Regions from separate parts of the Homo sapiens genome. Here region 1 is linked to region 2. Evidence: chromatin contacts called from ENCODE POLR2A ChIA-PET data. All regions are on one chromosome and are shown on one strand. Each heading gives the region's core, a stretch centred on a gene start or an enhancer-like site at or near the end of the contact. The rest is flanking DNA. Distances are from core to core; before and after follow the strand shown. Region 1 overlaps LINC01992 (long intergenic non-protein coding RNA 1992). Region 2 overlaps WSB1 (WD repeat and SOCS box containing 1).

Evidence for each region. ChIA-PET counts read pairs that join two places held with the same protein, here RNA polymerase II (POLR2A).
Region 1: POLR2A ChIA-PET joins it to region 2 with 13 read pairs in Panc1. The contact joins two enhancer-like sites. POLR2A ChIA-PET finds 5 or more read pairs at or near these places in 2 of 52 experiments (Panc1 and activated CD4-positive, alpha-beta T cell).

The regions. Positions count from the first base shown.
Region 1 is chr17:27,963,229-27,967,608 of GRCh38, reverse strand. The region is part of intron 2 of LINC01992 (long intergenic non-protein coding RNA 1992); the gene reads left to right. It overlaps LOC124903962 (a long non-coding RNA gene), which reads right to left. Exons shown (of 2, transcript XR_007065683.1): 2 at 2,777-3,283. Among named protein-coding and RNA genes, the nearest start is that of LINC01992, 26 kb to the left of the region's middle. Within about 2 kb of position 1,753, at least 2 of the 41 ENCODE cell types and tissues checked have a DNase peak (open chromatin) inside an H3K27ac peak, as active enhancers do.
Region 2 is chr17:27,312,940-27,317,931 of GRCh38, reverse strand. It overlaps WSB1 (WD repeat and SOCS box containing 1), which reads right to left. Exons shown (of 9, transcript NM_015626.10): 9 at 2,006-4,992. Among named protein-coding and RNA genes, the nearest start is that of LINC03146, 17 kb to the left of the region's middle. Within about 2 kb of position 2,396, at least 20 of the 41 ENCODE cell types and tissues checked have a DNase peak (open chromatin) inside an H3K27ac peak, as active enhancers do.

The DNA.
Region 1 (4,380 bases), core at 504-3,003, 650 kb before region 2:
GTGTAACAAAAGAAGGTTGGGGGGAGGGTTCCATAGAACACACTTTGGGAAACACTGTCTGATTCTCTCTTGCATGCCGAGTTTATGTGACCAGGTTGAGTGCTCAGATCCTGGTACCAGGATGTTGGAGTTTGAATCTGGCTATTCATGGGGCTACTCTAAGCCTTTACCTTTGGTGTTTCTTGCAACACCAATCACTGCATATGTCACAGAGAGTCCTTTAGGGACCCAGACCTGCTGTTATTAAAATAAGACCTCACCGAGGCAGGAGGATTGCTTGAGTCCAGGAATTCAGTACTAGCTTCAGCAACATAGGGAGATCTTGCCTCTACAAAACCCAAATCAAATCAAATCAAATCAAAACACACAAAAAACAAGACTTAGTTCTTAGTAATCCCCGCACTTTGGGAGGCTGAGGCAGGTGGATCACCTGAGGTCAGGAGTTCGAGACCAGCCTAACCAACATGGAGAAACCCCATCTCTACTAAAAATACAAAATTAGCCAGGTGTGGTGGCGCATACCTGTAATCCCAGCTACTCAGGAGGCTGAGGCAGGAGAATCACTTAAACCTGGGAGGCGGAGGTTGCGGTGAGCCGAGGTTGCGCCATTGCACTCCAGCCTGGGCACAAGAACGAAACTCCGTCTCAAAAAAAAAACAAAACAAAACTGGGTTCTAAAGTTCGCTAGACCTCATCTAAATCCCAGTGTGGCTGTTCATTGGATGTGGAATCCAGGTAAGTTTCATAACCATTCTGAGGCTCAGTTTCTGGGTCTATAAAATGGGGTTAATAATAGTATTCCAGCCTGGGCAACATAGGGAGAACCCATCTCTGCACAAAAAAAAAAAAAAAAAAAAAGTAACCAGGCATGGTAGTGCACACCTGTAGTCTCAGCTACTCAGGAGGCTGAGGCAGGAGGATCTCTTGAGCTGGGGAGGTGGAGGCTGCAGTGAGCTGTGTTAGTGCCAATACACTTCAGCCTGGGTAACAGAGCAAGACCCTATGTTAAAATATATACGTGGCAGGGCACAGTGATTCATGTTTGTAATTCAGTACTTTGGGAGGCTGAGGTGGGTGGATCACAAGGTCAGGAGTTTAAGACCAGCCTGTTCAACGTGGCGAAACCCCGTCTCTACTAAAAATACAAACATTAGCCAGGCATGGTGGTGGGTGCCTGTGGTCCCAGCTACTCAGGAGGCTGAGGCAGGAGAATGGCTTGAACCCAGGAGGTGGAGGTTGCAGTGAGCCGAGATCACACCACTGCACTCCAGCCTGGGCGACAGAGCGAGACTCAGTCTCAAATAAATAAATGAATGAATAAATAAAATTTTTAAAACATAAAATATATATATATAAAATACCTACCTCCCAAGGTATTTGTGAGGAGTAATTGAGACAATACATACCAAACAGCACATGGCCTGCTTCAAATCAGAAGCTTACTGAATGTCTTTTTAAAAAATTCTGATATAGAAACAAAGATATGTCAGTGGAGAGGAGGGGCCAGGAAATGCTGTGCACAGTGAACATGGACAAGTGGACAGGTGGATAAATGGAGTGCTATTGTCTCAATGTTTGTGTTCCTCTAAAATTTCTATTTTGATATCCTGGCCCCCAAGGTGATGTTATTAGGAGGTGGGACTTTTGAGGAGTGATAAGGTCACTGGGGTGGAGCCCTTATGAATGGGATTTGTGCCCTTATAAAAGAGGCCTGAGAGAGAACCCCTGCCCCTTCCACCATGTGAGGACACAGTGAGAAGCTGCCATCTGTGAACCAGGAAGCAGGCCCTTACCAGAGACTGAATCTGCTGGCACCTTGATCTCATACTTCCCAGATTCCAAAACTGTGGGAAAGACATTTCTGTTGCTTATAAGCCACGCAGTCTGTGGTATTTTGTTATAGCCACCCAAACAGACTAACACAATGGCATTACATTAGTGCGTCCAGGATAGCTGAGTTGAAGGAAGGAGAGAGGCGTAGCGTAGAATCCTTTTTCTGCTTCTGCAACTTGCACCAACCTGGCTTGAACTTTGCTTTCAACAGTCGGTGTCCTGATGGTAGAAAACCACGAACACAGGCAGTAAACACACTTCTAAACATGCCATTTGGAATCCAGAGTCCTTTGACACGCCAGGGTGGTTCTACAACCAGGCTGGGGGCCAGGGGAGGGATCCTGGCCACTGAAAGGCTGGCATCGACACATCAGAGGGAAAGGAAAGATCACTGGCATTTAGGGATGCCTGGAACCTAGTGAGCCGAGCAATGAGGTCACCAATTCACCCTCTGGCTGTAGAGTCCCATCTTGGGAGGTGATTTTTATCCTAATGGAGGTGGGGAGGCGAGGTAATGAGCAGCTGCTTTTCCTTACTGTGTAAGGTGCTGCCTCCAGGCCAGGCACCAGCAATGTCAGGAAATGATGTGAGGGTTCAAAGTGAGGCCTGAAGTTAGTGAAGCCATTTGTGCGGCATGAGGGAAAACAGAGGAGGTAGCTGGCTTGTGAGTTATTTAAGGCCATACCCAGCCAGCTTCAAAGAGCATCCTTGTCTATGTTGAACGGCTTCCAGGCCAGTCTCTAGCTGGTTCTCTGAGAGGTGATAGGTGAGAAGAGGGGTTGGGAGGGCTGTTTAGTGTGGTCTGCAGTGTGAGCTGCTGCAAGCCCTGGGATGTGTTCTTTCTGGGTGTGGAGAGTGTTTAGATCAAACCAGAAATAGCACCAATAGCCAACTTACAATATGATGAGCCCTTCTGCGTACTAATTCACTGAGTCCTTGCAACTTTATTTGTTGGGTGTTTTTATTAACCCCATTTTGCACGTGGGAAAACTAAGCCAAGGCACAGGTCGAATAACTTGCTAGAGGTCCTATTAGTATTAAGAACCAGAATTTGAACCCAGGTAGTGTAGCTCCAGAACTTGGGTGCTGACCCACTGTGCTATCACGGTATTTAGCAGAAATGGAATTCAGTGATGGGCTAGGTCAGATATATGGGAAAGGAGTAGAGCTCCTTATTTGGCTTGATCTAAGCTCTGGGAGGCAGGGTTATGGTCGGCTGAAGGCTCTGAAGTGCTGAGTGGGCCAGAACCAAATATCAGAAGTTCAATTGTCTTGTACACAAAAGTGAGGAACCAGAGGTGGCTCGGATACATTTGACTGAGTAATTTGTTTGTGATCTTTGACAGAGTTTTGCCCCAGCTCCGTGCATGATACTTGGGTGATGGAGATCAGGTTACCTCCTGGCCCTGTGATGGCCCCATAGGCTCCAGGGGCAAGAGGATTCTGCTTCCTAGGAAAGAGAAAAAGGAAAAAGCTTATAGTGAAAACAGCATTGGCTTTAGAGCCATACAGGCTCGGCTGGGCTTGAAACCTCACCCTAACTCCCATTAGTTACTCTGTGTAACTTTGAGAAACTGTCTTACCCTCTCTGAGTCTCCGTGTCCTCATCTGTAAAACAGGGATAATAATAATATGTACCTCACAGCATTATTAGGAGGATTAAATGAGATAATGAATACACATTAACAGTGCCTGGGATGTGGAAGGTGTTTGGTTGGTGTAAATTCCTCCCCTCTCCATGCTTGCTTTCTTCTCCTTCTTTCCTGGGAAAATATGATTTGCTGGGTTAAAAAAAAAAAAAAAAGAACAAGAGAAAGACATTATAGCTGCAGGGCCTGCAGTCCTCCTCAAATGCCTTGGCAAGGGAGAAGGTTATTTCTGATCCCAGTTGTGCTTGGAGAGGACAAGGGTGCAAGAAGGAGCTGCTGGCCCTGCCTGGCTACCTTTCTGTGGTGGCAATCACTCTGGCATTGATTCTGCCCCAGGAACTGACACCAGAGGCTGCACATGCAGGAAAGATGGGCTGAGATGGGCCTGAAGCTCAGGCGGGGAGCTGCACCCGAAAGAGGACTGAGACCAGAGGAGGTAGCCCTGAGCCCATGACTGGAGAGAAACAACAGAATGGCAACTCCCAGCTGGCAGAGAAGGCCACCCTATCTGCAGGAGCCCAGCAACAGGGGGTCTTGGACTCAGCCAACAGCCACCTCCTTCCTCCTCTTGCCCTTCATGAGAAAAGCAAACTGGGTGGGTTCTCCCTCTGAGCCACTGGAAAAAGAAAGGCTACAAAGAGAAGACTGGGGGTGTGCATTCATTTATTTTTTCATTCATTCCACTAATACTTATTGAGCACCGCTTCCCTCCACATGTGTCTCAGTCCATGGGCGACTTATGCAGGCCCCACTTCACAGACAGCACACTTGCTAGCAGTATGGGCTTGGTTAAGTTACTTAACTTCCCTGGACTTCAGTTTCTTTAGCTGTATAATGGGTTAGAAGACACCTACTTGGTATATGACAGGCATGCAATGAATATTGTCTCTCTTCCTTT
Region 2 (4,992 bases), core at 1,147-3,646:
ACGCAGGCAGATCACGAGGTCAAGAGATCGAGACCATCCTGGCCACCATGGTGAAACCCCACCTCTGCTAAAAATACAAAAATTAGCTGGGCATGGTGGCAGGCACCTGTAGTCCCAGCTACTTGGGAGGCTGAGGCAGGAGAATCGCTTGAACCCAGGAGGCAGAGGTTGCAGTGAGCCGAGAATGTGCCACTGCACTCCAGCCTGGTGACAGGGAGAGACTCCGTCTCAAAATAAATAAATAAATAACCCAGGTGTGGTGGCACGGCCTGTAATCCCTGCTACTCAGGAGGCTGAGACAGGAGAATCTCTTGAACCCGGGAGGCGGAGGTTGTGGTGCGCTGAGCCTGCACCACTGCATTCCAGTCTGGGCAACAGAGCGAGTCTCCGTGTCAAAAAATATATATATATACATATATATATATATTTCTGTTTAATATCAGCCTCATTCTTGGCTTTTTTTTTTTGAGATGGAGTTTCACTCTTGTTGCCCAGGCTGGAGTACAATGGTGCAATCTTGGCTCACCGCAACCTCCGCCTCCCGGGTTCAGGCGATTGTCCTGCCTCAGCCTCCTGAGTAGCTGGGATTACAGACGCATGCCACCATGCTGGGTTAATTTTTTGTATTTTTAGTAGAAACGGGGTTTCACCATGTTAGCCGGCTGGTCTCGAACTCCTGACCTCAGGTGATCTGCCTGCCTTGGCCTCCCAAAGTGCTGGGATTACAGGCGAGGGCCACTGCACCTGGCCTCTTGGATCTATTTTAATCATTATCTTTCTCAGGTATCTCTCTAATGCCCATCATCCTTAATCTATTTTTTATAAGAACATTTCATTATTATTCAACAATTCGGAAGCATAAAACGACCCAGTGGAGTAGCCATTTCATTTCTCTTACTTACTGATCTATACTCGAGCAAGTTTGTCCAACGTGTAGCCCACGGGCCACATGTGGCCCAGGATGGCTTTGAACGTGGCCCAACACAAATTCGTAAACCTTCTTAATAACATTATGAGATTGTTTTTGTAATTCTTTTTTAAGCTCATCAGTTAGTGTATTTTATGTGTGGCCCAAGACAATTCTTCCAATGTAGCCCAAGGAAGCCAAAAGATTGGACACCCCTGTTCTAGATGATTTCTATAGCTCACACTTTACTTTTGGAGAACAATTTTTTCAGAAAGAGCCATTGATGCTTCAGCCTTATTTAAAACCAAACAAACACAAACTCACTATAATGACGGTGACAGGCAACACTGTATTATAGGTTTTCCTAACAAAACCTGTAATACTACTTTCAGACCAGAAGACCAACTGTTATGTGGAACTATAAAGAAAATTCCTTAATCAGTATCTTTAAAACAGAAACCAGAAGGATAATGACAGTAGTCTCTAATAGAGAAAATAGTGCTGGAGTTGATAAAAATTGAATTAAATCATTTTTTCCTTCTCCAATTCCAGCCCTATTCAATCATTTTCTGATTCCTCAACTGTTAAGATAAGCCTAGACTGGTCAGGCACTGTGGCTCATGCCCGTAATCCCAGCACTTTGGGAGGCCAAGATGGGCAGATCACTTGAGGCCAGGAGTTCAAGACGAGCCTGGCCAACATGATGAAACCCTATCTCTACTAAAAATACAAAAATTGGCCCAGCTCACGCCTGTAATCCCAGCTACTCAGGTGGCTTATGCACGAGAACCACTTGAACCAGGGGAGGCAGAGTATGCAGTGAGCTGAGATTGCACCACTGCACTCCAGCTTGGGTGACAGAGCGAGATCCTACCTCAAAGTAAAAAATAAAAGCATACATAATGTCAAAAAACAACCACACAAAGCTACCCCACCCACCTGTAATAAAACAGGTCACTTTATACCTGGCTCAGACCAGATTTTTGCTGGTGGCTAAAGAATGCTTTATGGATCAAAGGGCAGGTTGAGATTGCCTACTTACGTTCATTCCTTCCAAGCATCTTACCATAAACATCTGCCAAGGTTATGACGAGCATGTCACTAGGTTGCATTTTATTAGTTGCTGCCAACAGCTCTTACTTCTGATGGAAAAGAATTTAACAACAACAAAAAAACCCAGTATACTCCAACTTATGCTTTTTCTATGCTTTTATCACCAAATGATAGTACATCCATATATAACTCTAGATATTTGTTTTATAGTCCACACACTTGCTAGTTAAAATGTATTATCATAAGCCACAGTCTGTTCAGAATTACTTGGGTAAAATGCTATGTCACCTACAAACCCTCATCTGATTAATATGGAGGTTGTAATCACTGTCTCAATGGTTTCAGGCTCGTGAAACTTCTCATGCTATTTTCTTACGCCTGTGCTGGCTGGCTGACGGCCAAGTCCTCTGCCTCTGCCACTGCCTCAACCCATAAGCATGCTACAGTGCAGTCCAACCTTTTTTGGTCTTGCCGACCCAAGAGCAGTGTAAACCAGTTGAATCCAACTGCATCACAGTCACAGCAGGCAGGAAATTTCAAGGATCGTTAAGTTTAAGATTTGCCAACCTAAGATCAAGTTATAGGTTTTAAAGTGATTTCATTATCGCAAAAGGATAGCTTGGCTGCTGAGTGTGATTTTCCTATGTTCACATGTACTCCATGGGATTCTAAAACAGAAAATTAAATCTGAACATAAATGATCTGCCAGTTCTCCAAATGACAGGCTTGTGGCAAAATAGGAGAGGCAGTGTCATTTTCAAATCATGTAGCTAGAATCTGATCCAAGTCCATAATCAACGTCTTCCCTATTTTCCTTTGGTCCTTCAGTCTGTTATTACTGTTATTACCTTCTTCCCCACAGACAAATGGAAAATTCAAACATGTTTCTACTTGACATATACGCTGCAATCTTCCTTTCACACTGGCACTCACTATGGTTTTCACGAGAAGAGGTGGCAAACAGGTGAACATCTCACAGAATGTAGCTTCCAAAAATGCTGTTTTGGGCCAGGTTCGGTGGCTCACACCTATAATCCCAGCACTCTGGGAGGCCGAGGCGGGCGGATCACGAGGTCAGGAGTTTGAGACCAGTCTGGCCAACAGTGAAACGCCGTCTGTCCTAAAAATACAACAAAAATTAGCTGGGCGTGGTGGGGGAGCGCCTGTAATCCCAGCTGCTTGGGAGGCTGAGGCAGGAGAATTGCTTGAACCCAGGAGGTGGAGGCTGCAGTGAGCCAAGATCGCACCACTGCACTCCAGCCCAGGTGACAGTGTGAGACTCCGTCTCAAAAAAAATAAAAAATAAAAAATAAAAAAAGCTGTTTTTACTTGACTGGATATGTTGGTGTGGAAAGCAAAAATAATGCAATGATATGAAAAGTAATGGTATCTTATTTATTTAGAGTCTTACTCTGTCACCCAGGCTGGAGTGCAGTTGCGTGATCTCAGCTCACTGCAACCTCCATTTCTCCAGTTCAAGCAATTCTCTTGCCTCAGCCTCCTAAGTAGCTAGGAGTACAGGAACCCACCACCATGCCCAGCTAATTTTTGTAATTTTAGTAGAGACAGGGGTTTCACTATGTTGGTCAGGCTTGTCATGAACTCCCGGCCTTAAGTGACCCACCTGCCTTGGCCTCCCAAAGTGCTGGGATTATAGGTGTGGGCCACTGCGCCCGGCCAGTGTATTTTAAAATTATAAAGCCGATATATTACAAAGTAAAATGCAGGGGAAAAAAAGTCACAAGAAGTATAAAGATTAGATGCTTCTTGTGCTTCTTTTTGTAAAATACAGATGATCCTCAAGAAGTAACTTGAGCAGATTTTCTACTGGCTTTCAAATTGATAACCCTACACCCCCTATAAATTTTTACATTCCTTAACAGAGCTAACCATAGGAACTTCCAAATAATTTCTCAGTGGAAATGAGTCTTCAAAATCACACATGGCTCATAAGAGTTTTGCTTTTTTAATGCCTTCTCAAAGGACCCAGACTGCTAGATTTTCATAATAACTACTTTAACCAGATAGACTTACTATAGGCTGGTAGTTCCCCACTAAAAGATACTTTTCTCTTGCTTAGTAGTCACCTTCCTGTGTTCTAGAGCTTCCCTATGCTTTTAAAATATGCATTATTACAACAGTTCTCCTAAAAACAAAACCACCATAAGAGCTGCTGCACTCGGGGAGCCCTGAATGAATTCTAGAGCAGCGCCTGAGTCCTGCATTCTTTCTTCATTGTCCTTTTTGCTTAATTTGCCTGTGGTGTACCATCAACCTTACAATGGAGACAGAGAGAAAGTACTCCACCTAACCTATTTAAGAAACATTTGCAATATACTGTTTTTTTTTTTTACAAGTCTTTAATTAAAAAACTCAACAAAAATATATAATTGAGCATTTTACATAATGCATACATTCTTAATATCTGCAGGTAAGATAAACAACAGAAGGCAAAAGCAGATATGCTGTATTGCTTCTTTGGCAACTCACCAATATCATCCCCTGCAGAAACAGAGTTTTTTTTTTTTTTTTTAAATCCATGGTCTTAAAATAATTGTCCCTTAGTATAAACAAAATATTTAGCAATAATACAGTAGACGGATTCTTCAAATTCACAACAATTTATAATACTTTATACCACAAGGGTAAACTAGTAAGCTGCTTTCTAAAATTAAGGCAGCAGCAGTGTTTAGAGGGGGAGTAAAAAAAAAAAAAAAGACATCCTTTTTCTAGTTATATCCTGGCTCTGCCTTCTTTGTTGTTGTTTTTAAATAACGTCACATTCAAGCTCTACGTCTTGGATGACATTCCTAAGGATAATAAAATCCTTTTCCCTGTACATAAACTGTGTTTCACTTCCAGATCAGTCTGACACTCTCCAACAAAACCAAATACATTTCGTATGAGGCAACACAATTTTTTTTTTTTTTTGAGATGGAGTCTCGCTCTGTTGTCCAGGTTGGAGTGCAGTGGTGTGATCTTGGCTTACTGCAACCTCCACCTCCTGGGTTCAAGCAATTCTCCTGCCTCAG